2 separate regions of the Homo sapiens genome follow, and region 1 is linked to region 2. A link is an interaction called in ENCODE POLR2A ChIA-PET data of the cell type or tissue named here. Cell type or tissue: PC-9. All regions are shown on one strand. Each heading gives the region's core, and the rest is flanking DNA. Links, peaks and the distances in the headings are about the cores only.

Region 1 (10,389 bases), core at 2,166-7,165, 140 kb after region 2:
CTTCACAATTATTTATTGGAAAAACATCTTCTCTAGGAGGAGGGGAAGGGTAGAGAGCCTTTCTCCTCCTCCTCCTCCTCATCCTCCTCCTCCCTGTCTCCAGGCAGCTCGGCAAAAAGCTGCATTCCATCCCCATCCCGGTCCCTGGAGTCCATCCTGCTGACAAGGCAGAGCTCTGTCCCCAGGTCATACCACAGAGGAAACCCCTGGGCTATTACAGCCTCTGCCACAGGATGCCTCTGACCAGTGCCAAGTCCAGCACATAGGGGATACAGGGAAGTATTTCTTTCTTTTAGACATGTTGACCTATTTTTTTTTAACTTTCAATTTAGTGCGCTCATAGCATAACAATAAGGTGGGGGAAAATCTAATTTAAAAACCCACAGTTCTCTCCACCCTAACAAATTGTGTTCACTTTTCTCTCTTCCTTTCTGGCTATCGTACATGCATATATATAATTGTTCCAGAGGCATAACCATGGTGCAAATAGAAGTTTGCATTTTGCTTTTTTCAACAAACACATCCTAAAAAAATTCTCCTTATTACTGTTTGGTCTTCATAATTATCTCAGACAATGGGTGCAACCATTCCAGCGAGAAAATGCAGAGTATTTACCTACCCTTTACCCTGTTTGGATTTTGAAGTTAATTCTAATTTTTCATCATATGGCCAATGTTGTAATGGGCATCTATGTATTGGGTTGTTGCACAAGTAATTACAGTTGTTGCCATTTCTTTCATGGCAAAAACCGCCATAACTTTTGGACCAACCTAATACATAAATCTTTTCTTCTGTCTGGATTAGTTATTTACATGTATATTAAATAATGAAATTTGGATCAGCTTCCCTGTGATGACTCAGACCCATTACGAGAATGACTGCAAACGTTCCAAAGACAGAAAGTCACAGTTGATTATTGCGGCTGGGTACAAAGGACACAGTGCTGATTTTGCTTTTTTATTCTTTTTTATAAATACAGATGAGTACATAAACCATATATAAAATGAAGAATCATTGCTGGGTAATGTCAGTGGAAATGCAGAGGAAGTGCCTTTGAAAATCATTTTTATATAAGCAGTGCAAACACTGGCCAAAAAAAAAAAAAAAGTCAAAATAAACTTTTCCAGGACTCTGGAAATTAACCAAAGGCTTGCAACAATTCAGGGAGCATTTATTCAGGAAAAGCGGCTGAATCGCCATAAGAACAGTGAGATTTGTGGCACCATAACTTGCCCTAGCCCAACCCCTCTCTCCAGCTCTGCAGTAACCCCAGAAGTCAATGGGCCTGCAGTCACAGTGAAAACCAGCAGCCTGGCAGACAAGCTAGGGGGCGGAATTCAGCTGGAGCTCCTCCAAAGCCCCATTCCCAGAGAACTGCCATTACTCATCCTATTCATTCCAGCTCTCTGGCAATTGTTTATTATGATAGCAGCTTGAGGTGATGAAACAATAGAGGTAAACAAGATGATGGAAAAAACCTAAAAGGAAAAGCTTGGGAAAGAAATATCCAGAAGGAGGCTTTGAGAAACTCCAACACATTTGTGGGACTCCAGAAGGCCACATGCATGCCCAGGAAAGACCTGATGGGGCCTGAGGCATCGCACGGGCTCAACTCCAGGTGCTGTGAAAGCAGGAAGTAAAGGATTGTGCCCAGTTGGAACCTGCTTGCCTGAGAGTTGAAGCATTGCCCCCTCACAGAGGCAGGGCCCCTCAGCAAAGGCTGTGAAACTTACTGGTTCTAGGTAGTCAAGGAAATTATCCAGTCATGATAGGCCAGCTATCCCGAGTACAAACCTCAGTGGCCACACAGGACAAAGAACACAGAAATAGCTCGGGAAGCCACTAAACAAGCAAATAGCAGCAACAACAACAAACCCTGAGGAGAAGGAGAATCTGATTTCCAGAGCTGGCATATTATACTATTTTACATGTTCAGTTTTCAACAAAAAATTAGGAGGCAAGCAAAGAAACATGCAAGTATGGTCTGTCAGGGGAATTAGAGCAAAAGCACGGGTGTTGGACTTACTAGATAAGGAATTTAAGTCAGCTACTTTAAATATCTTTAAAGAAATAAGGAAACTATGTCTAAAGAACTGAAGGAAAAAATGAGAACTGTGTCTCATGAAATAGAGATTAATAAGGAGATAGAAATCGGTTTTTCTTTAAAAAACACATAGAAATTCTAGAGTGGAAAAGTATAGTAACTGAAATAAAAACTTCACTAGAGGCAGTCAATGGCACATTTGAGCTGGCAGTATAAAGAATAAACAAGCTTGAAAATAGGTCCACGGAGTTTTTTCAATCTGAGGAAACAAAAATAAAAAGAATGAGGAAAAATAAACAAAGCCTCAGAGATCTGTGGGCCTACAAGCAAATACATAGTGGGACTCCCTGAAAGGGAGGAGAAAGAAAAGGAGGCAGAAATAACATTTAAAAAACAATGACCAAAACTTCCACGCGTGATGAAAAATCTTAGTCTACACATCTAAGAAGCTTAATAAATTCCAAGTAGAATAAATGGAAAGAGATCCATACCTAGACACCTCATAATCAATTGCCCAAAGCCAAAGACCAAGAGGCATCTTGAAAGCATGAAGAATCAACTCATCACATACATATATCCTCAGTAAGATTAACCGCGAATTTCTCACCAGAAGCTATAGATGCCAGAAGGCAGTAGGAAAACATACCTGACATGCTGTCAAGACTGTCAATCACGAATTTAATATTTAACAAAACTATCACTCAAAGAGAAAGAGAAATTGAGACATTTCCAGATTAAAAGAAAAACCTGAGAGAGTTTGTCACTAGCAGTCCTGTACTACAAGAAGCATGCACCTACTATGTACCCACAAAAATTTAAAATTAAAAAAATTTAATCAAAAAAGGAAACACTGAAGGAATATTTCAGGCTAAAATGACAAGAAATACACAGTAACTTGAGTCCATGTGGAAAAATACAGAGCACCTGTAAAGGTAAGTATATAGGTAAATATAAAAGATGGTATACAAGTATCATTGTTTGAAACTCATTTTTCTCTATCTGATTTTAAAAAACAACTTGTGTTGATGGTTTTTCACTGCATAAATATGTAATTTGTATAACAATAATAGCAGAAAGGAAGGAGAAAGTAATGGTAGTACATAAGGGTGAAGTTTTTATATACTATTAAAATTAAGTTTATAGTCATCTGACCTAGACATTACATTAGGATGTAATTGTAATTTCCGGGGCCACCACTAACAAAATATCTCAAAAATATATAGTAAAAGAAATGACAAGGGAATTAAAATAGTACACTAGAAAATATCTTCTCAACACCAAAAAGTCAAAAATAGAGAAGCAAAAAAGACATAAGAGATACAGAAAAAGTGCCAAGATAATTCAATGGGAAAGGAATAGTTGTTTCAATGAATAGTGCTGAGACAATTGGATAGCCACATATGAAAAATGAAGTTTTACCCCTATCTCATACCGTATACAAAAATTAACTAAAAAGAGTAACCTAAATGTAAGAGCTAAAACTATAAAATATTTAGAGAAAATAAGTGTAAATCTTCATGAGTTTGAGTTGGGCAATGGTTTCTGGGAAATGACACCAAAAGTATAAGCAACCAAAAAAAATAGACAAATTGGGCTTCATCAAAATTAAGAACTTAGATAAATTAAAGCACATTATCAAGAAAGTAAAAAGGCAAGCCACATAATGGGAGAAAATATTAGCAAGTCATAAATTTGATAAAGGACTAGTATCTAGAATACATAAGGAATACTTATAACTCAACAATAGAATGAAAAATAATCCAATTTTAAAATGGGCAAAGGATTTGAATAGATATTTCTCCAAAGAAGATACACAAATGGCCAGTACACACATAAAAAGATGTTCCCATAAGCCATTGGGAAACCTCATCTACTAAGATGGCCATGTCAAAAAGATGGACAATAGCAAGTGTTGACAGGGATATAAAACAAGTGGAACCTTTTTACATTGCTGGTGGGAATGCAAAATGGTGCAGGCACTTTAGAAAGCAGTTTTGAAGTTCTTCAAAAAGTTAAACATATATCACCATATGATCCATTCTACTCAGATACATATCTATGAGAAACGAAAATATATGTACATGCAAAAACTTTGTACGTATATATTCATAGCAACCTTATTCATAATAGCTAAAGAACCCAAATGTCCATCAGTTGATGAAGAGACAAACAAATTGTGATATATCCATGCAATGGAATATTATTCAATCATAAAAGGATGAAGTGCTAATATATGCTTCAATATGCATGAACCTTGGAAACATACTAAATGAAATAAGCCAGACATAAAAGGCCACATATTATATGATTCCATTTGTATAAAATATCCAGAATGGGAAAATTCATGGAGACAAAAATTAGATTAGTGGTTGCCAGGGCCTGGGGGGAAGGGGAGATGAATGGGAGGTATAAGATTTTGTGATAAAGTTGTTCTGGAATTAGATACTGGTAATGGTTATACAGCATTGTGAATATACTCTAAATCACAGAATTGTACACTTTAATGGGTAAAAACATTATATACAGTACGATGTCACTTTGGTAGAAAATTCACTTACATATTATATATATTTAGAAAAAGATCTGGGAGGATATAAACTATTAACAGTGGTAATTTTTAGGTGATGTGAATATAATGTTGCTATCATTTTTGTGTTCTGATTTTCTAAAATGGAAATACACTGCTTTTGTTAAAAAACGATTATTTCTAGTTTAAACAAAACAACATATGATTCACTGTAAAGCCAATTCCTATGTAGCTTTTTAGCTATTTTTTAATAGCACATCAGCCTCTGGAAGAGTTTCCTAGTTAGAACCTCCTCTTACCTACCCACCCCTAAGGGTGGCCACTGTTCAATTTTTATAATGATCACTCCTTGCTTTTCTTCTCTCAAATGCACCCTTGCATTGATTGTATTTATCCCCAAACATATACAGGCTAACCTAGTTTTGAACTTTTTTGAACTTCATGTTAGTGGAATTGCACCATAGATAGTTCTTGGATCTTGAGTCTTCAGCTTGTCATACACGTCAGTTCACCCTATATTGTTGCATGTGGGGATAGTTATTTAAGTTTCGATTTTGACTAGCATCCCATTGAATAAATATACCACAATCTATCCATGGTACATTGAAGGACACTCGGGATGATTGCAAAGAGTGCTGCTGTGACGATTATGAAACGTTGCCCTAGTACCCATGGGCACAAGTCTCCCTAGGGCATATGGAGAGTGAAATTCCATTCATAGGAATGCATATCCTCAAATGTACTGGAAAATGCCACTGTTTTCCAAAGGGGTTGAAACAGTTCATACTCCTACAGTGGTATGTGAGTTCCTATTGGGCCACACCCTCAGCAACATTCTGCATTGTCATGGTTTTTTTATTTATCGGTCTGGTGGGTGTGTGATGGTATCTCACTATGGTTTGATTTGCATTCCTCTGATCATTGATGAGGTGGAGCACATTTTCATTCATCTATTGGCCATTTGGATATCTGCTTTTATGAAGTGCTACTTACATCTCTTGCCCATTTTTGTCTACTGGGTTCTCTGTTTTTTATTATTACTTTGTGGGAATTCAAATTCTTTTTTTTTTTTTTAGACCAGAGTCTTGCTCTGTCACCCAGGCTGGAGTGCAGTGGTGTGATCTCGGCTTACCGCATCCTCCACCTCCTGGGTTCAAGTGATTCTCCTGCCTCAGCCTCCCAAGTAGCTAGGGTTACAGGTGCCCACCACCACGCCAGGCTAATTTTTGTATTTTTAGTAGAGACAGGCTTTCACTATGTTGGACAGGCTGGTCTCGAACTTCTGACCTCAAGTGATCTGCCTGCATTGGCCTCCCAAAGTGCTGGGATTATAGGTGTGAGCCACTGCGCCTGGCCAGGAATTCTTTTTATATTTTATAACATGAGTTCTTAGAAGATATGCGGGTGGCATATATCATCTCTCACTTTGTGGCTTGTCTTTCCCTCCACAATGATATCTTTCAGTGAGCTAGAGGGGGCTACATTTATTGTACACCAGTACAACGATCTTTTCCTTAATGGTTAATTCTTTCTGTGTCTCGTTTATGAAATTCCTTTCTACTCCATGGTTATGAAGATAAATTCCTACAATATCTTATGAAAGCTTTATCGTTTAACTTTTGTTTTCAGTTTTTGTTTTGACCTGCCTGAAATTGAATTTCGTGTGTGACGTGAGGTAGCGGTCTGCTCAGTTATCAGAGCTGTGTAACAAATTAGTCCAAAACTTTGCTGTATAAAACAATCACATAGTTTACTCACAGATTTTTGTGGGTGAGGAATTCAGAAAGGGCCAAAAAAGTGAAGTTTTTGTTTGTTTATTGTTTGAAGTCCACAATGACTGGGTTCTGAGAAACTTTTGAAGGCCGAGAGCCAGAACCAGCTCATGCACTCACATATCTGTCATTTGATGCTGCAGTCAGCTAAGGCACTGTTTCTCTGCACGTGGGGTGGTGGTTTCTCCATATGGTCTGGTTTTGGCTTCCTCTCAGCGTAGTGGCTGGGTTTCAAGGACAAGCATTAAGAGAGGCGGGAAAGAGAGAGAGAGAAAGCCAGGTGGAAGCTTTATTGCCCTTTTTGACTTAGCCTCAACAGTCACTTCTGCGCATGCTGTTGGTCAAGGTATTTGTAAAAGTCTGCCCTGGTGCAAGGAGAGAGAACACAGACCCAGGTCTCGATGGAGAAGTGTCAATGTCATCTTGAAAGGACAGCCTGTGGGATGGGATGTATACAGGTGCAGTCATCTTTGAAAAATGTAATCCACCATGGCATCCAATTTCATTTTTCCACATGGATATACAATTTACCCAGGATCACTTATGGAAATGTTCGTCCTTTTCTCACTGGCCTGAAATGCCACTGCTTACACATATCGAGGTCCTGGATATGGGAGCTTCTGTTTCAAGATGTTGTTTTCTGTTCCATTGTTCTATGAGTCCATCCTTAGGCCAGTGTGACACTTTCTCAGGTATTACAGCATTATAATAAGTATAGATGTCTCACAGGTCAAGTACATATTGTGATATTGTGCAATTATTTCTCTTTCTTTTTTTCTTTCTTTTTTTTTTTTTTTTGCAGTTGCAAGATTTAATAGAGTGAAAACAGAGCTCCCATAAAATGGGAGGGGAACCAAAGGGGGTAGCCATTGCCGGCTCGAATGCCTGGGTTTATATCCCGACCATTGCCCCTCTCCCTGTGCTCTCAGGCAATAGATGATTGGCTATTTCTTTACCTCCTGTTTTTGCCTAATTAGCATTTTATTTTATTTTTTTTTTTATTTTTTTTTTATTATACTCTAAGTTTTAGGGTACATGTGCACATTGTGCAGGTTAGTTACATATGTATACATGTGCCATGCTGGTGCGCTGCACCCACTAATGTGTCATCTAGCATTAGGTATATCTCCCAATACTATCCCTCCCCCGCATTTTAATGAGCTCTCTTTACTACCTGATTGGTCGGGTGTGAGCTAAGTTGCAAGCCCCGTGTTTAAAGGTGGTTGCGGTCACCTTCCCAGCTAGGCTTAGGGATTCTTAGTTGGCCTAGGAAATCCAGCTAGTCCTGTCTCTCAGTCCCCCATCTGAACAGGAAAACCCAAGTGCTGTTGGGGAGGTTGGCTGATGACCACTCTAACTGCTTCCGGCTGAACTGGGGAGTAGTAGGGGTCATGCAGTTGAGATTTCCTAGGGAAGGGTGCCTTTGATATCATCAACATTGGAGCAAGGGCTAGCAGGCCGGTTCAGGGGTCCATGGTAGATCTGCCATGGACTGCATCTGGGGCTCGATTTGAAGAACCATTTGTAGTTTTACAGCTTTGATTCTGGAAGAGACAAACCTAACAAGGAGGCTAAAGATGCAGGGATTGAAATGTATGGCCTAAAGTGCAGGGGATTATTTCTTTGGCACATTTCACAGGCCCTGACTATCTGCTTGATAGTATTGAATAGGCCTGGTCCACTAAATAATAATTTGGCCATCTGATGGGTGCTATCAATGCCTAAGTGAAAGGTTTGGTGAAGGTTTTAAGTAATTTCCATTGGTTAGTTGCAGGAAAAAGTATTTGTCCTTTTTCAGTGGCTAGCCATGCTGAGGGGAGGAAACTATGTCTTCGTGAGGTTCCCCATTTCTTTTGCTGAGTACTGGGGCTTGGTTTCCTGGAGGGGATTACCTCATACTGGGGGTCCTTCTATAAGCATTTCTAATGGAGGGTCCTGCCTTGCAGCTCTTTTGGCTCCAATATCCCCTGGGCAGTTCCCTTCTATTTTCCTTTCCTTTCCTTTTTGATGACCCTGGCAGTGTAAGACTGTCACCTCTTTAGGTTTCTGTACAGCCAATAATAATCTCCTAATGGCTTCCTGATGTTTGATAGGTTAGGAATTCCCTTTCTCTCCATATTGCTGTGTGGGCATGGAGGACTAGGTAAGCATACTTAAAGTCTGTATATATATTTGCCCTTTCTCCTTTTCCTAATCCTAGTGCCCGAGTGAGGGCTATTAGTTCTGCCAGCTGAGCACTAGTTCCTGGAGTGAGGGGATTACTTTCAAGTATTCCATTATCACTGACCACTGTATACCCCGCTTTTTGAAGTCCTTTTTCTACAAAGGAACTTCCATCAGTATACAAGTTGAGGTCGGGATCAGTCAAGGGAACCTCTAGAAGGTCCCCTCGAGCAGCGTAGGTTTGAGCAATCACCTGTTGACAGTTATGTTCTATCTTTTCTTCATTGTCTGGAAGAAATGTGGCTGGGTTAAGAGTTGCACAAGTGCGCAGTTGCGGCACTGGCCCTTCAAGTAATACAGCCTGATATTTAAGTAAACGGTTGTCTGACAGCCATAAGTCTCCTTTAGCAGTGAGTATGCCGTTCACATCATGAGATGTCCACACAGTAAGATCTCTTCCCTGTATTATTTTAACTGCTTCAGATACTAAGACTGCTACTGCTGCCACTACCTGTAAACAATGAGGCCAACCTTTGTGATTATTTTTCAAAAATGGCTTAATTCTTCTTGGCCCTTCATGTTTTCATATACATTTTAGTGTCATTTGGTGTCAAATTCCACCCTAACCCTTGCCTTCCACCCCTCCCAAAAAAAACTATGGACGCTTTGTTTTTGGGGGTTTTTTAGAGGTTTTTTAAAAAACTTCTATTTTAAGTACAGGGGTGCACGTGCAGGTTTGCTACATAGGTAAATCTGTGTCACAGGGTTTGTTGTACAGATATTTTATCACCCAAGTATTAAGCTTAGTACTCATTAATTATTTTTCCTAATCCTCTCCCTCCTTCCACCCTCCACCCTCCAATGGATCCCAGTGTGTGTTGTTCCCCTCTATATGTCCCTGTGTTCTCATCATTTAGCTCCCACTTATAAGTAAGAACATGTGGTATTTGGTTTTTTGTTCCTGTGTTAGTTTGCTATGGATCATGGCCTCCAGCTCTATCCATGTTGCTGCAAAGGACATGATCTCATTCTTTTTTATGGCTACATAATTATATTGTGTATATGTATCATATTTTCTTTACCCAGTCTATCATTGATGGGCATTTAGGTTGATTCCATGTCTTTGCTATTGTGAATAGTGTTGCAACGAACATACCCGTGCATGTGTCTTTATAATAGAATGATTTATATTCCTTTGAGTATATACCTATGGGATTGCTGGGTTGAATGGTATCTCTGTCTTCAGGTCTTTGAGGAATTACCTTGCTGTCTTCCACAATGGTTGAACTAATTTATACTCCCACCAACAGTGTATAAGCGTTAAAAACTATGGACTTTTTGACTGGGATTGCATGAAATCTACATACCTATTTGGGAAGAATTTACATCTTCATATATTAGCTATTTCTCATCCATGAACTTAATGTATTCTTCCATTTGGGAGGCTGAGGCAGAAGAATCACTTGAACCTGGAAGGTGGACGTTGCAGTGAGCTGAGATCGCACCACTGCACTCCAGCCTGAGGGATAAGGCAAGACGATCTCAAAAAAAAAAAAAAAAAAAAAAAAACCAAACAAATAAAATAAATAAATGAATAAATAAATAATGTCTTTATAAAAAGTTCTCTTTTTCCATCATAGAATTCATATGCATTTTGTTCAAGCTTATTTCCAGGGACTTCATTTTTTTTAAAAAATGGTTTGTTTTTCTGTTTTTTTCCCTAGTTGTTTCTGGAATGTAAAATGTAATTGATCTTTGTATATTGATTTTGTATCCAGCAACTTGTTACATTCTTATTAATTCTAATAAATTCAACTTAGATTCTTTATGTACTTTTAGGCACACAATCATAATATCTGTGAATAGTGGGGGAGCTGAACACA
Region 2 (10,389 bases), core at 2,028-7,027:
CTTCGCCTGAATGAGTTTTTCTCCCTCCTATGCCTGGTAGATGTTACTTGCTGTATTAGTCAGGGTTCTCTAGAGGGATAGGACTATAGGAAAGATGTATTTATGAAAAGGAGTTCATGAAGGATAATTGGCTCGCATGATCACAAGCTGATGTCCCACAATAGGCCGTCTGCAAAGCCTCAAAAGCAGGGAAGCCGACACTGCAGCCTTCAGTCTGTGGCTGAAGGTCTGAGAGCCCCCAGCAAAACCACTGGTGTAGGCCCAAGAGTCCAAAAGCTGAAGAACTTGAGTCTGATGTTCAAGGTCAAGAAGCCCCCAGCACAGGAGAAAGACGAAGGCAGGAGACTCAGCCAGTCCAGTCCTTCCACGTTCTTCTGCTTGCTTTATTCTAGCCTTGTTGGCAGCTGATTAGATGGTCCCCTCCCAGACTGAGGGTGGGTCTGCCTCTCTTAGTCCACTGACTCAAATGTTAATCTTTGGGAACACCCTCACAGACACACCCAGGAACAATACTTTGCACCCTTAAATCCAATCAAGTTGAAAATAGTCACCATCACACTTGCCCCTTACTGAGGTCTTTCCAGGCACCCCCTAATCCTGCAGATCATTCTCTTCTCAGTCTTCTCAGTGTGGATTCGAAACCCCATTACATCCCTCAGCATACTGTCATAAAGTATCTGTTGGCTGGGCAAGGTGGCTCAGGCCTGTAATCTCAGCACTTTGGGAGGCTGAGGCAGGTGGATCACCTGAGGTCAGGAGTTCGAGACCAGCCTGGCCAAGACGGTGAAACCCCGTCTCTACTAAAAATACAAAAATTAGCCAGGTGTGGTGGCTTGTGACTGTAATCCCAGCTACTCAAGAGGCTGAGGCAGGAGAATCACTTGAACCTGGGAGGCGGAAGTTGCAGTGAGCTGAGATCACGCCATTGCATAGCAGCTGGGGCGACAGAGCGAGACTACATCTATCTCAAAAAAAAAAAAAGTATCTGTCTATTGGCTCCTACTCCACTTCTTAGAACAATATGAAGCACAGTAAATAATGGCTAATTAGAAGGTACTGTAGTAATAATTTGCTGTGTTTGATTAATTTCTACCCATAGTTGTACAATAAATCGCTTTTTTTTTTTTTTTTTTGAGATGAGGCCTTGCTCTTGTCCCCCACGCTGGAGTGCAATGGCGTGATCTCAGCTCACTGAACCCTCCGCCTCCCAGGTTCAAGTGATTTCCTGCCTCAGCCTCTCGAGTAGCTGGGATTATGGGTGCCCACCACCATGCCTGGCTAATTTTTGTATTTTTAGTAGAGACGGGATTTCACCATATTGGCCAGGCTAGTTTAGAACTCCAGACCTCAGGTGATCCGCCCACCTCGGCCTCCCAAAGTGCTGGGATTACAGGCGTGAGCCACCGCGCCCAGCCACATGTATTTTTAATTAGGGTGTATCCCCAGTGTATGGTGAGGAGAGATGCCACCATGATTCCTATGATCCCTCCACACTGCTTTCATTTGAAAGTGCTATGTCTGAAGAAGTTAAATGAATAGGGAGCTGAGCAGGGCAGGAAAGTGAGGGCATAGGATGTGAATGACAAATTTGAAGATTAAAAATCAGGGCAGGACAGTGAGAATTGGATGTGGTTTGGCTGTGTGCCCACCCAAATCTCATCTAGAACTGTAGCTCCCATAATTCCCATGTGTGGTGGGAAGGACCTGGTGGGAGGTAATAATCATGGGGGCAAGCCTGGAAGGAGCTGGAACGTCACTCTGAAAAATCTGAGCCCAAAAGGAGAACCTGGCAGTGCTGACAGATGAGAGGGTTTGTACTGAAAAGAGGGTAACTGTGTGAAAATCTGCATTCTGAATGATGAGATCCCCTGCCTAGGTCCCTTTCCCTCCTAAGTCTCCCAAGACTTAGGGAAAGAACCCAAGCTTCTGCCCCAGAGCAGGAGGTGGAAGAATTCCTCCCTGGAGAGAGGGTCAGCCACAAAGAAAAATAGCAATGACTGGGCGGTCTTCCCCCAAGTGTGACTGAGTCCCCAGCTGATCATCCCAAAGTAAGCCTACCAGTGACAATGGTCCCTCTTCTCACATATACACGTATACATGCACACACACACACACATGCACACACACAAATGCACACACACACATGCATACAGAGCTGCCAATCAACTCTTTAATGCCAAAGCCCTGAATCTGGGCTTGGTCTTGTGACTTAGCCCATGGAACATTGGTACATGTGTCAGGAGCAAAATCTTGGAAAGCATTTGCCTTGGGGCTTGTGCTCTTCAGACTGTGGTTGGAGTCCTGAGACCACAGCAAGAACAAACTCAAGCCAGCCTGCTAGAGAAGCCATGTGCAGGAGCACCAAGGGGTGAGAGCTGGTGCCTACTACCACCAGATCTGTGAAAGAGGCCATCAGGCTTAAGCCATGAGATGACCACAGGCACATGAGTGACACCAGGCAGGACTGCCAAAACAAACAAACAAACAAACAAACCAAAAACCACCTGGCTGAGCACAATCTGAACTGCTGGCCTACAAAACTGTAAGCAAATACAATGATTGGTATTTGAAGGCACTGCATTAGAGGGTGGTTTGTTATGTGATAATAGATATAAGATAGATTGGAAGGGTGTAAGAACATCAGCCACATGGCTATCTGGGGAGCAGGAAGTTTCAGGTAGGCTTTTGTGTGGGGACATGCACTATGCAGGGAGGAACTGCCAGCAGCCCAGAGTGACAGGGGTGGAGTGAGCCAGAGACATAGAACCTGGAATTAGAGAGGTCATGGGGCAGGATCTTTGTCAGATTGGGTGGGCCTTACAGATGCTGGCAAAGACAGTCATTTATACAAAGTGAAATGAGCCCTTGGAGGGAGCGGAGCAGAGGAGGGGTGAGATCTGACTGCATCCTGATGACACCATTGAGCCTGTCTGCTAGCCCTGGATTTTTCTGGAACTGGCTGCCCTAGCCAGGGGCTAGATGACTTGCAACTTCTCAAGTGGTGCTGGGTCCTGCCTCCAGGAGGCATACCTCTCTTTCTATGATGTTACTTAGCATGGACCAGCAGTGCCTGAATCCATTCTTATATAACAGAGATGTTATAATTCTACCGTCTGTCCTTCATTTGTTATCTGGAACACTTCTATAGAGTGAAATATTTTCTCATCAACTCATACATTACATTGAGGTATAATTCAGTAAGAAAGGCTAGTTACATGCCTGATTCTTTCCCTTTACTTACCAATTTTTGGGACAGTGAGTCCATTTCCTAGCAACAGCCAAAAATGACCAATAAGTTTTGTATTCGAGTAACATTGAGACTTAAGGATTTTTACCATCTGTGATATGTTTCTGTCTATTGCAGTTACTTTTCTCATTCATGCTCATTTGCCCTGAAGTGGGGAAACACTTTTCAGTTCCTTCCTGGTCCTTTTGACATGAACATGGTAGTTATTTATGGCTTCCTTGTCTTCTGGTATAGTAAGATGCTCCAGGCTTATCTTGTTTTGCCCTAGATCTAGGTCAACCATTTCTTCAAGGAGAGACCAAAATCTGCACACTAGCGGTGCTCATTGCAGTGGGCGGCTCGTTGTTCTAGTTCTTTTCAGTGGTCAGGGTCAGGAAATACAGACCCAAGCCCATAGCTGATGTTTCCAACAAATTTAGAATTACATGGTTTCACTTAACTTCTTCTTTTTTTTTTTTTTTTGAGATGGAGTCTCTCTCTGTCGTCCAGGCTGGAGTGCAGTGGCGAGATCTCAGCTCACTGCAAGCTCCACCTCCCGGTTTCACACCATTCTCCTGCCTCAACCTCCTGATTAGCTGGGACTACAGGTGCCCACCACCACGCCCAGCGAATTTTTTGTATTTGTACTAGAGATGGGGTTTCACTGTTTTAGTCAGGATGGTCTCAATCTCCTGACCTTGTGATCTGCCTGCCTCAGCCTCCCAAAGTGCTGGGATTACAGGCGGGAGCCCACCGCACCCGGCAACTTCTTTTGTTTTACATTCGTACCTCTTTTCTTTGAGGTTGGAGATCTTGATCCCCAAAGACATGAACATAATTATTCATTTGGCTTAGCTCACAATATAGTTTTGGAATAACAATAGCAATTTTATTACTAGAAACATGAATGCTGAAAGGTTTAAGCCTTTTTTTGCAGTTCTTTTTGCCTTTAGAATGTATTTCACTAGGGACGTAAGGCAATTATAGTGTTTTAAAGCTATCTTAAATTATTTCTGTCTGCATGGTTGAGCCACCAATATCATACACATTTGATAAGGTACATTTGTGTGATTTTGCTTTTGATTTTTTAGGGATTCTATTTTTTTATTTTACTTGATTTTATATATATAATTATATGAACATTTACATGATTCCAAAGTCAAATCTACAAAACAAGATTTATTTGGAGGGAATTGGCTCCCATCCCAGCCCCCTACACCCTATTCTTTCTGATTCTATTTATGTCTTGTTTGATCTTTCCATTTTCATTTTTTAATTGAAATTTGGTATATTTTCCAGGTTTAAAAAAGTCATATGAGTTTGATGCAAGAACAACTTTGATTAGATCTCAAAGGCATTTAAAAATGTGTGCCAGCTGGGCGTAGTGGCTCACACCTGTAATCCCAGCACCTTGGGGGGCCGAGGCAAATGGATTACTTGAGGTCAGGAGTTTGAGACCAGTCTGGCCAACATGGTGAAACCCCATCTCTACTAAAGATACAAAAATTAGCTGGGCATGGTGGTGAGCATGTGTGATCCTAGCTACTCAGGAGGCTGAGGCAGGAGAATTGCTTGAACCCAGGAGGCAAAGGTTGCAGTGAGCTGAGATTATGCCACTGCGCTCTAGCCTGGGTGACAGAGTGAGACTCTGCCTCAAAAAATAAATAAATAAAATAAAATAATAAAATAAATAAAAATAAAAACATGTGCCAAAGGCCAGTGTTAGCTCCACTTTACAAGCAGATGTGAATGATGTCAAGAAGTCAAAGCCAAAGGATAGGGGGAGCCCAAGCGTCCACCTTCTAAACCACAGCCCAGAAGTGTGGGTGTCGCACCAGGATTCCATTATGGAGAACAAGGCCCACATTGCTTAAGCAGGAAACGACTTATTAGAGGCTATGATAGAATTGTTTGTGGAGCTGAATGAGCAGGCTCTAGGTAGAGCTGTCAAGGCTGGCTTCTGAGCCATACTGCAGAGCTGGAGTTGCTGACTCATCACATCCAGAAACTGGTGAATCCAGAACCACCTGGAATCAAGGAGCCGCTCCTGCTGCAGCCAGCTTCCGAGCTGCAGCGCTCCTGCTATACGTCTCTCCAGGAACCGGATGTGCAGACCACACCTCTGGACATCTGGTGCCTGGACACCATGCTGCCAAGAAAACCAAACACCTCCACCCTGGGCTGACCAGTGACGTGCAGGCATCTGCCCATTTCCCTACATATCCCTAGAAGTGCACCTCACCGATCAGGGCTGCCAGATACTGAAAAAGGTCATTTTCATTTTCCCATCTGCTGCAATTCAAGAAGAAAGAAGAGAGGCTGGATGGAAAGGAGGATGAGGACCCAAAACACGGAGGAACAATACCACCAGGAGATGACGCTGTTCAACACTGCTGGGTTAGCGACGTCAGACACTCGAGGGCAGGGCCATTACACTGCAGCTGTGCCTTGGGCCCCCTACCCCCAGGGATTTCTCAAGGGGATTATTTTTTATCTTTTTTTTAATGTTGATCGGAATCTATAACATTTATATTTTTTCTTGACAGGTTGGTTGGACATATTTTTGGGGTATTTTGACACCTGTACATGATGTGTAACGATCAAATCAGGGTAATTGGGATGTCCATCATCTTCAACATTTGTCCTTCTTTCTGTTGGAAACATCATACAACTTATTTTCTAGCTATTTTGAAATATGCAATAAATTATTTTTAACTGTAATTTCCCTACAGCACTGCAGAATACTATAACTTATTTCTTCTATATGACTATATTTTGGTACCCCTTGGCCAACTTGTCTTTGTCCCCCTCTCTCCCTTCCCCTTCCTGACCTCTGGGAACTACGATCCTACTCTCTATCTCCATGAGATATGATTTTTTAGCTCCCACATGTGAGTGAAAACACAAGATATTTGTCTTTCTGTGTCTGGCTTATTTCACTTAACACAATGACCTCCAGTTCCATTCATGGTGCTGAAAGTGACAGGAGTTCATTCTTTTCATGTCTGAATAATATTCCATTATATATATATATATCTGATATATATATATATATCTTATATATATATATATCATATATATATATATATATATCAGATTTTTGTATGCATTCATCTATGATGGACACTTAAGTTGATCCAATATCTTGATCATCATGAAGAGTGGTATGATAAACACGGGTGCACAGATATCTCTTCCATATAGTGATCTTTCTTTTCTTTCCTTCTTTCTCTTTTTTTTTCTTTCTTCTTTTTTTTGAAACAGAGACTCGCTCTGTTGCCCAGGCTGGAGTTCAGTGGCTCGATCTCGGCTCACTGCAACCTCTGCCTCCCGGGTTCAAGAGATTCTCCTGCCTCAGCCTCCCAAGTAGCTGGGACTACAGGTGTGCATCACCATGCCCGGCTAATTTTTGTATTTTTAGTAGAAACAGGGTTTCACCAAATTGGCCAAGCTGGTCTTGAACTCCTGACCTCAGGTGATCTGCCCGCCTCAGCCTCCCAAAATGCAGGGATTACAGTTGTGAGCCACTGCATCAATGACTTCAAGATTAATTCACATTGCAGCAGTTACCAGGATTTCCTTCCTCGTGCCTCAGCCAGCAGAGTAGCTGGGATTACAGCCACACACCACCATGCCCAGCTAATTATTTGTATTTTTGGTAGAAATGAGGTTTTGCCACGTTGGCCAGGCTGGTCTTGAACTCTTGACCTCAAGTGATCTGCCCACCTTGGCCTCCCAAAGTAGCAGTTGGGATTTTTAAAGGAGAATCCTGCCTGTACAGGATGTGTGCCCTGGGCTTTAGGTTCTGGCTCTTTGTAAGTAGGATTCCATCCTGCTGGTGTCATTGCTGAAGTTAGGCAGAAGATTGGCTCTTGGACTTGACATCCAGAAAGTGTTCTGATGCCCATCACCAAGAATACATTGCACTTTACAACTAGATTCGAGAAGCATCTTCAACCCTGGTTTTTAGAACTGAAAAATGCTTTTACAGTGACCCCCAACCCTCACCGCTGCTCTATCACACTGGGGAATGTGCTGGATGATTGAAATCTTGGGGGGTGGCAGGTGGTTGCAGGTAGGCATAAAGTATTGCCAGAATAAAGCCAACAATACATGGCACAAGGATAGCTTTTTCCCAGACAGCATATTTCTAGCATTCAGCAACATGATGCTGAAGACCCCTAGAATCTACACAGAAATGCCAAAACTTTGTCAGATAATTCTCAAGAGTCCATCTCTGAAAACTTGTGGTTTCTTAAAATAATGGGTCATGTTCACTGTCATCTCAGTCTACGAGAGAATAATTCAAAATGAAGGCACCAAGACTAGTTTGATGGAAAAGTGTCAGTGGAGCGCTGTGTTAGTGTAAGACTGCTACTGCGCCAATGCTATTTGCTTTGCAAATAAGGAAGTGCTGTTTGGGAGATGCTGTTACCAACCCCCGGATCAATGTCATTGATTCATTAATCTGTTGGATTGATTCTGTCACACAAATATGGGCTGCTCTGTCATCTGCTCTCAGTTCACTAAATTCAAGTGGAGGTAACAACCCACCATGTCACTGGGAATGGAAACTAGACCTTTAACGATATCTTGGTTTTTGTCTCTTGCTCCAACAAGAACTTCATAGAGTTAAACTACAAAAGGATCTGCTGAAGAGCTCAGGTGGGTTCACCCGTGCAGGCATTTTGACAAAAGGTAGCGACAACAGCATTCAAATGTATAAATTCATTGCTTTATTTAGCTCCTGAGAGTTTACTAAATTTTTTTCACATCTGAGCAAGTACACAGTTTCTTATCCTAAGAAAGCCCAGGGGCTGTATAATTGCGTCGTATTCTTTTTTCTTTCTTTTCTTTCTTTTTTTTTTTTTTTGACACAGTCTTGCTCTATCGTCCAGGCTGGAGTGCAGTGGCATGATCTTGGCTCACTGCAACCTCCGCCTCCTGGGTTCAAGCGATTATCCTGCCTCAGCCTCCCGAGTAGCTGAAATTACAGGCATGCACCACCACACCCAGCTAATTTTTGTATTTTTAGTACAAATGGGCTTTCACTATGTTGGCCAGGCTGGTCTCGACCTCCCAACCTCAGGTGATCCACCTGCCTTGGCCTCCCAAAGAGTTGGGGGATTACAGGCGCGAGCCACCGTGCCTGGCTGCTATTCTTGAAGACTATCCCCAGGTGACAATCCCTGCAGTGTCATTCTACTGCAGCAAGATTAAAGCCAATCTAATAGCTGGCAAATTTGCTGTGAAAACATATCACCTTCTGTTACTTGCTGCCCTAAGGAAAATGTGCAATAGAAGAATCTTTCAGAACACCAGTTCATTTTTTTTTAAAAAACACAAAGTCACATGAAACAAAGCACACTTTTTTACATATATGAAAGGAAGCATTCACAGGATTTTCCATACTCAGTAATGAATAAGTACCCCAAGAACTGTATTTACTTCTGTGAATCTTTGTTGCGTGATATTTTACTGAAGTCCAAGTGAGCCTGGGTGGTCCTGCAAAGAGTATTCACACAGAGATATATTGTATTACTTATGCTATTAATAAATTGGCTTTATTAGCCTTATCACTGACTTAATTTTTGAAAGAAAAACTCAAACTAAATCAATAACCTGAGTATTATTTCCCAAATTGATGACATTTTCATTTGGGTTTTAATTCAGCAAATTCCCCTCCTCAAAAGAGGGGAATGCTGTCACTTCCCCAGCCAACATACAGGTGACATTGGAAACGCTGCTAAATGCCACTGTGCCTTAGCTTCTCCTATGTATGCAAGGGGTCACTGCCCAGGTAATGACTCTGAGGGGCTGGCAATACAGCATAAGAAAGTCACTCCAAATTCTGTTAAGCAAGGTTTTCCGCAGGCAGCCGTCAGTATCACAGCCTCCAGTACTATAATCATTGTTAAAGCATTTTAAAATAGACAAGACACGCCATGAAGAAAGTGCATCCAGACGGTTGAACTGGGCTGCTGGTTATGATAGCTCCAGGGCGCCCCGGGGGGTCGCAGGTGAAATCCTCCAGGTCCATCTCCCCAGGCAGAGGTGAGCCTGCAATCCAGCTTGCGCTGCCCTTCCAGGGCGTCCCCGGGGCCTCTGGTCTTCAGGGCTGGGCTGAGCCCTGGGCTGCTCAGGACCAAAGCTGAGCTGTTTTTCTTTCAAACTAAACTATGAACTCTCTCTGCTGGAGAAAGAGACAGAAAGGACAGAGAAAGAGACACGCCGACAGAGCCAGAGTGACACAGGGGCACGCAGACAGGGAGACGAGGATGGCGAAGCAGGCTACCAGGCAGGTCCTCTCCTCAGTAAAAGCCCTCCGCATCTGGGAAAGGGAAGATGTCCCTGGATCTGGGTCCTTGGACCCACACAGGGTTGGTAAAAGGGCAGCAAATCGCTACTGTCACTGCTCTGAGCAAAGAAACCAGGGAAAGGCCAGTTCGGGAAAAACAGGCCCTTTCCATCTGACGTGAAGCCCCAGGAAGGGCTGCAGCCCAGCACCGGCAGGACGGCTGGGGACCTGGCTTCTCTCTCTCTCTCTCTCTCGTTCCTTAAATTTTTATTTGAGAATTTTAAAGAAAGGGACCTGGAAAGCTATTTTGTTGGGCTAGAGGGGCCGTGGGCCTTCCCAGCGCGGAGGAAGGAGGGCGGTCAGGCCGGGTGGGGCTGGGTGCGGTGGCTCTGCAGAACCTTTAGGCACCGAACTGAAGCCGCGGGTCCGGTGCGCGGACACTGCGCAGGGCGCTGCTACCGACTCACATGCATGCGAGGGCCCGCTCCTAGGCGTTCTGCCTTCCTGGACGGATTGTTGGTAAAACGTCCCCTAGAACGGCCGGAGCCAGGGCCCTCGGACAGGGGCGCGAAGGGCCCGCTCTTTGCCGTCCTCGGGTTTCCCAACGCGGTGGTCGTGGCCCGCGGGCCCCACCTCGCGGCCCGCCTGGCCGGCCGGAGGAGCAGCGGAGGCCGAGCACTCCCCGGTCTCGGGTTCAACTTCAATAAAAGGGCCCAGCCCGCCCTTGATCACGCGGCTTGCCTGACAGCCCGGCTCAGGCCCGGGCCTAATTGAGCCCGGGTCACCTGGGAATAGGTTCAAAGGCATCAAAGCCGTAAAAACCACCTCCAGGCCCAGAGCCAGAGCGGCCTGGCGAACAAAGAGC

The links. ChIA-PET counts read pairs that join two places held together with the same protein. Peaks named below come from ENCODE experiments on the same cell type or tissue, not always from the same donor. Only the 100,000 strongest peaks of a DNase experiment are listed, where the experiment ranks them.
Region 1: POLR2A ChIA-PET joins it to region 2 with 6 read pairs; 4 of 35 experiments call an interaction of 5 or more read pairs at or near these places.

Annotation. Positions count from the first base shown.
Region 1 is chr2:238,973,375-238,983,763 of GRCh38, forward strand. No RefSeq gene overlaps it. Among named protein-coding and RNA genes, the nearest start is that of LINC01940, 52 kb to the left of the region's middle. In PC-9, for the core only: no CTCF peak of the experiment used is centred there; a DNase peak (open chromatin) is centred at 5,287; H3K27me3 peaks cover 2,175 bases.
Region 2 is chr2:238,836,607-238,846,995 of GRCh38, forward strand. It overlaps LOC100287387 (a long non-coding RNA gene), which reads right to left. Exons shown (of 1, transcript NR_157851.1): 1 at 7,940-10,389. Among named protein-coding and RNA genes, the nearest start is that of TWIST2, 6.3 kb to the right of the region's middle. RefSeq lists enhancers at 9,415-9,925, 9,926-10,389. In PC-9, for the core only: no CTCF peak of the experiment used is centred there; no DNase peak of the experiment used is centred there; H3K27me3 peaks cover 3,878 bases.